Linked DNA regions of Homo sapiens: region 2 is linked to region 1. Evidence: read pairs that join two places in POLR2A ChIA-PET (ENCODE). Cell type or tissue: GM12878. All regions are shown on one strand. Links, peaks and the distances in the headings refer to the core of each region. The heading gives the core; the rest is flanking DNA.

What was found. Peaks named below come from ENCODE experiments on the same cell type or tissue, not always from the same donor. Only the 100,000 strongest peaks of a DNase experiment are listed, where the experiment ranks them.
Region 2: POLR2A ChIA-PET joins it to region 1 with 9 read pairs; 2 of 35 experiments call an interaction of 5 or more read pairs at or near these places.

The regions. Positions count from the first base shown.
Region 1 is chr1:175,927,380-175,930,304 of GRCh38, forward strand. No RefSeq gene overlaps it. Among named protein-coding and RNA genes, the nearest start is that of LINC02803, 7.7 kb to the left of the region's middle. In GM12878, for the core only: no CTCF peak of the experiment used is centred there; no DNase peak of the experiment used is centred there.
Region 2 is chr1:175,600,033-175,602,957 of GRCh38, forward strand. All of the region lies in intron 1 of TNR (tenascin R), which reads right to left. Among named protein-coding and RNA genes, the nearest start is that of TNR, 140 kb to the right of the region's middle. RefSeq lists an enhancer at 628-697. In GM12878, for the core only: no CTCF peak of the experiment used is centred there; a DNase peak (open chromatin) is centred at 1,279; H3K4me3 peaks cover 460 bases.

The DNA of each region.
Region 1 (2,925 bases), core at 102-2,601:
CAGGCCCCACCTCCAATGTTAGAAATCAAATTTCAACATGAGACTTCGTGGGGATAAACAAACCACAGCAGTCCCTGAAAACTACATATGCTTTTTTCGCTCCGTTTGTTATTGGGTTCTGCCCTGAGCTCAGTGGCCTAGTTGGAAAATGAAGACTAAATTTAAAACTAACTGATAAATAAAATTGGTTTCCTTGTAAAATCTTATGGTAAATTCTTATGATTTATTTTTATTCCTATGATTTTACCTTGATACCCATTTTTAATCTTCCTTTAATATACCCAAACTTCTTTAAAGAGCTTAAATTCTCTCTGTGTTTTAATATGTAAATTTGCTACCTTGTTTACTCCAAAATGTGATAAGGGCTTCTAGCCATGTGGAACAAACTTTAACCCATTCCATTTACAGAGGCAAAATTTAACTATCCTTTTAAACTAGTGAGTTTTACCTGTTTCACGGCTAAAATTTTTAAACGAAAGCTACAAAATCTATATTTGTGTATTTTTCTGTGCACATATGTACATGTCTGTGTTTGCATATTGTGTACATGGTACCAGATTGACATAAATTAATAAGTACTCATAACGTAAGTATGTCCAAATACTTTCAAGTTAGTGTGATTTTAGAAATCTTTAATAAATAAAGCTAGTTTAAAAATTATTAGTAAAATAAAATAAAAACATCTTCAAAATTTAATTCAGACATGTTTGCCTGGGTCTGTTGGTCAGACTGGTTTATATTGTCTCTAGTTGATGTTTTAGGGTCATAAAACTCTTATTTCTGTAATATTAATACTAGCTTAATTTGTCTCTGAACTTATGTCTTGGTTTTGAGTGTTTAGATTCTGGAGTCTAGACAAGTGGCCATGATGAGGACTGGGGACACATGTGTGTTCACAGTGCCTGGGCCCTATTCTCCCTGGTCCAGCTGTTTCCAGGCTATGCTAATAGGGGTCAGATCCTCCAGATACTGTCTTCACAGTCCTGTTCTCTGTACTTGGCTCTGCACCTGACACATAACAATCACAGTTACTTACTTCCCAGGTTTTCCATTAAAAATCAGGGTTATTAAGAGCTAAAATTGTAATTAATATATTATTGAAACTACTAAATATTTTAAAATTCTATACACAAAGTATAGATATAAGAAAAGTAATGTCTTTTTAATAAAACATTACAAAAAGACATCAACATATGGATTTTGTTAAAAAGAAAGTAATTTTTTCTAGTGTAAAGGTTTTCAAAAAGTTGTTTTAAATTTAAAATACAGTTGAAATGAAATAAAATATTTTATAAAATCTTATTTACAGAATCTTATTTTGTGTTGCCAAAACTAAAATTAGATGTTTATAAAGTTTTCTTAAAATTAACTTTAATATTAAGGATACATAAAAAGGATAAAATTTGTTCTTTTCAACAAAATTTTTATGTCATATTAATAATAGATAATAAAATATTTTTGTTCACCTTTTAAATAAACTACAACCCCTCCCCCACCCCAAAACTAGGAGCACATTTTCTTATTCTGTCTTTATGAAATCTTTTAATTATTTGGAAAACTGCCCCATCAAAGGAGTAAAGGTTTTGCTTTGCAAATCTTTAAGGTTGGTATGGTGGATCCCACCTAATGCCAGCACTTTGGGAGGCCGAGGCAGGTGGATTGCTTGAGGCCAGGAGTTTGAGACCAGCCTGGGCAACATGGAGAGGCCCTGTCTCTATAAAAAATACAAAAATTAGCCAGGTGTGGTGGCATGTACCTGTAGTCCCAGCTGTTTGGGAGGCTGAGGTGCAGTGAGCCATGATCATGCCACTGCACTCAGCTGGGCAATAGAGTGAGACTCTGTCTCATAAAAACAACAACAACAAAAAGTTTAAAAGAATTGATCAAGATAGGATCAACATAACTGTAAAATAGTAGTCATTTAGCCAAAGCAATAATTTAAAAATTTATTTTCTTTCTTTTTTCTTTGAGTCAGAGTCTTGCTCTGTCACCCAGGCTGGAGTGCACCCAGGCATGATCACAGCTCACTGCAGCCTGGATCTCCTTGGGCTCAAGTGATTCTCCAGCCTCAGCCTCCTGAGTAGCTGGGTCTACAAGTGTGGACCACGATACCTGGCTAATTTTTGTATTTTTTGTAGAGACAGAGTTTTGCCACATTGCACAGGCTGGTTTCAAACACCAAATCTGCCTGGTTGGTCTCCCAAAGTGGTGGGATTACAGACATGAGCCACCGTGCCTGGCCAAACCTTTCTTTTTTAATATCAAGTGTTTCAAACCATTGATATTTGACAAACTTCCCAAAATTAATTCTAACATGTCCTTTTGAACTCAAGTTAACTTTTAGACATTCCAAAAAAAAAAAAAAAAGCCCCTGGAAGTCCAACAGAGACATGTTAGTCTTATTTGGTATGTAAAAGTCATACAGGAAGTATTGTTAATAAGAAATAGTGTTTAACAATCTCTGAGTTATAGTTGTATAAATGTGTTAATATGTGTTCCAAAATTGTGTTAGATTCCAAAAATTTTGATATGTCTTGTTATATGTTATCAGTCATAGTTATGATTATCCTGTTAAATTGTTGTTTGCTACAGAAATAACAAATTTCCTTGTCAATTGTATCTTTAATGATGGCTATTCTAAATTTTGGTTATTCACAACTATTGTTTCACTCTGTTTCTTCACAAAAATGCAGTTTATAATCAGCTACTATTCAAACATTGTGCTTCTTCAAGTAAATTCATGGATAGGAAAGTGACAGATACTCTGAAATAATGACCTCTGCTTATGACTGTGAGATCATATAATTGGATCGGGTAAAAATTCTAAAACCTTCAAAGAGAAAAACTGGACTCATAAAATGCTAACCTAACATCAAGCAGAAGAACTAATTACATGAAACTGAACTAATGCAAGGCAAATGATTT
Region 2 (2,925 bases), core at 241-2,740, 330 kb before region 1:
TTTTAGGAAAGTGTCACAGTGGTTAATTAGCACAGACTCTGGAACTGGACTCGGGGATTGGAACCCCAGTTTTACCACTTGTATTAGCTGTGATCTTGAGCAGGTTACTTAACTCCCTTGTGTGTCAGAGAAGTTCTGCATTTGTACAATGGAGATAATAGTAATATACCTTAAAGAGGTGTTATGAGGTGTATATTTAGAATGATGCCTGGCATATAGTAAGAATTAACTATTTTTACTATTTAGCTATTACTCGTATTATCATAAGTATTATTAGTATCAGTCTGGATTTATGCAGTGAGATATCCTATAAAATAAGAGGGTTGGAAGAAGTGATCTTCCATTGCAGTATGTGGAACAGTTCTGCAAACATAGTTTTGTATGTTACTCTTGGCTACCAATATCTATTTGATTTAAAGGTGATTTGGCTTAGCAGAAAGCAAGGCTTCTGTTTATGTCTATACATGAGATGCACCACCAGACACTGACTGTATTGAATTGAATGGCCCCACAGCTATAATACCCACAGGGTTTGCACGTAAAGATAGGGCCACCATGTACAGTTGAGTTGGTTGTATATCCTGCACAAAGGTGCCCAGCTGAGGGGTGAGTAGGAGCAGAACCCCAGCCCCTGCTTTACTCCTGAAGCTATGCTCCCTGGCGTAGTGCTATGTCTGCCTGGAGGAAGGAGCTCATTTAAAAAATTTTCAACAACTTACCTTACGGGCTTTCAGTAGCCTTGTGATCTTTGGGAAGGTCACAGCAAAACGAAAACAATGAAAAACCCAAAAAGCAAAAAACAGAAAACAAAGCATGACATTTAGTCAGATGCAGATCCTGAATTTAAGACTTACGCTACAGAGGAACTCCTGAGTTTGTTTGTGGTCTTGAGTGAAAAAAAAATTTGCATTTCCTCTGACAGTTCCTCATTCTCTTTCCTCTAGCTTTTGCAGCATTTGTTTAGATAAACTTTGCTGAGGAGATCAAATCACTTTGCTTATAACAGAAATGATATTGTAGTTTCAACATATTTATACAGATTTATATGTGTGCCAAAATATGTTTACATATGTAGAAACATGAAGGTACAGAAATGCCTTTATCTTCTGTTTGTGTTTAGCTGACTTTGACAGTCCAGTAGCTATACCTCTCAGAGGAGTCTGGTAAAAACCGCCACATCCTGCACTTGCTCTGCAGCGGGTAGAGTTTGGGTAAGGTCACTTGGCCAGTTCTTACTCAGAGATGCGGCCCTGAGGCGCTGAAAAAGCCGAAACCCTCGCCTTTGAGGTTGGCCATGGCCACTATTACACAAAACTTAGTCTTTCAATTTGATATATGTTTGCATGTCTTTGGGGGACTTAGTGTGTGATCCACAGACTTCTAGTCATCATGGCAGAAGAGAAAGGTGAATGGGCCTAAACTTAAGAGGCCTGAGTTCCAGTTCTGGATTTGTAATATTAAAATCTGTACAATTTTGATAAACACTTAGCCACTCAAGTTTGAGTTCCTTGATTTGAAAATAGGGATAATTATACTCATGAATATTTATGGAGATAAAATGTTAAAAGCCATGTGAGAATTATGAAAACGCTATATACAGTCAAGAAACAGATTCAACTAAGAGTCATTGAGAACCTGTTGTGTGCCAGGGCCTGAGTTAAGCAATACCTAGAGAGAAATCGCTCCCCTCTCCACTCACTTATGATCTGTAAGATGAGGAGGTTGTATTATACTATCTCTATAGTTTATTTCAGCTTTAGGGCTTTTAAAACTCTATTCCTACCTAATAGAATAGTCATATAATTTTACAGCTTGGAAGGACTCCATCTTGGGAGGAAGAATGAACATACTTGCAAAACACACATGAACAATTTAAAGAAAAGCCATGAATAAATGCACACAGTAAGGAAGGTATCTTCAGAGGACACACTTGGCCCCACTGTTGGCCTGCCCCAGCACCCCACTGTATAGAGCAGGGAGATCAAAAACCATCTGGGGAGACTTAGCATGCAGAAGAGGAAGGATGTCAACCAGACTCTCCTCTGAGTGGGTTTGGAAAGTATGTGGATCTGCTTTAAATTGATAATATAAATATTTGTCCTCCAGGCTCCTGCCAAGACAATGTATCTTCCAACTACTTGCTGCCTGACTCTAATCCAAGGACCAAAGGCAAAAAAAAAAAAAAAAAAAAAAAAAAAAATAGCGTTCCTGTAATTGTCAAAAGGACATGCGATCTACTCATTCCTCTCTATATCACACTGGTCCTCAAATTGCATCAGAGCTTGTTAAAATACAGATTCCCTGGCTCCATTCCCAGAGTTTCTGATTCTATAGGCCTGAGTTGAGCTAAAAAAATGTGTATATCTAATAAGTTCCCAGGTGATAGTGATATTGCAAGTTCAGGACTACTACACCGTGAGAACAGCTGGTCTGACTAACATCAAGTTTATCAACAGGTCAAGCCTAAAACAAACAGATGCATACTTGTAGCACATTGTTCTGATCCCTCAGTAGAAGCAGGGTGTCTTGAATTTACGGACACTGCACTGTGTCCTTCTCTTGCATTGAGGAATAATACAAATAATGGCCTTAAGAAATGACTGGCATCTTCACTCTTGTGAAGTTGTTGAGGATGCAGATTCCCACATCTCTCAATGTCCTTTTATTAGTATCCAAGAAAGAAATCTCTATCAGTTATTAGAAGGAGGAAGAAGTGCTCATTTTATCCCCAGAATGATTGGGATGCTTTCTTCTTTCAGGTTACATGACTTCATTTGCTTCATTAGCTTCCTAGAAAGCTCCGAGACCAACAAACAGCTCATTTCCAATAAACGGGGAGAAACTTATGGCACATATTTGAGGGTACTAATTTTCCCTGTAATATATTTTTATTCAACTTATTTTTTCTTTGTCTTCTTCTCCTTT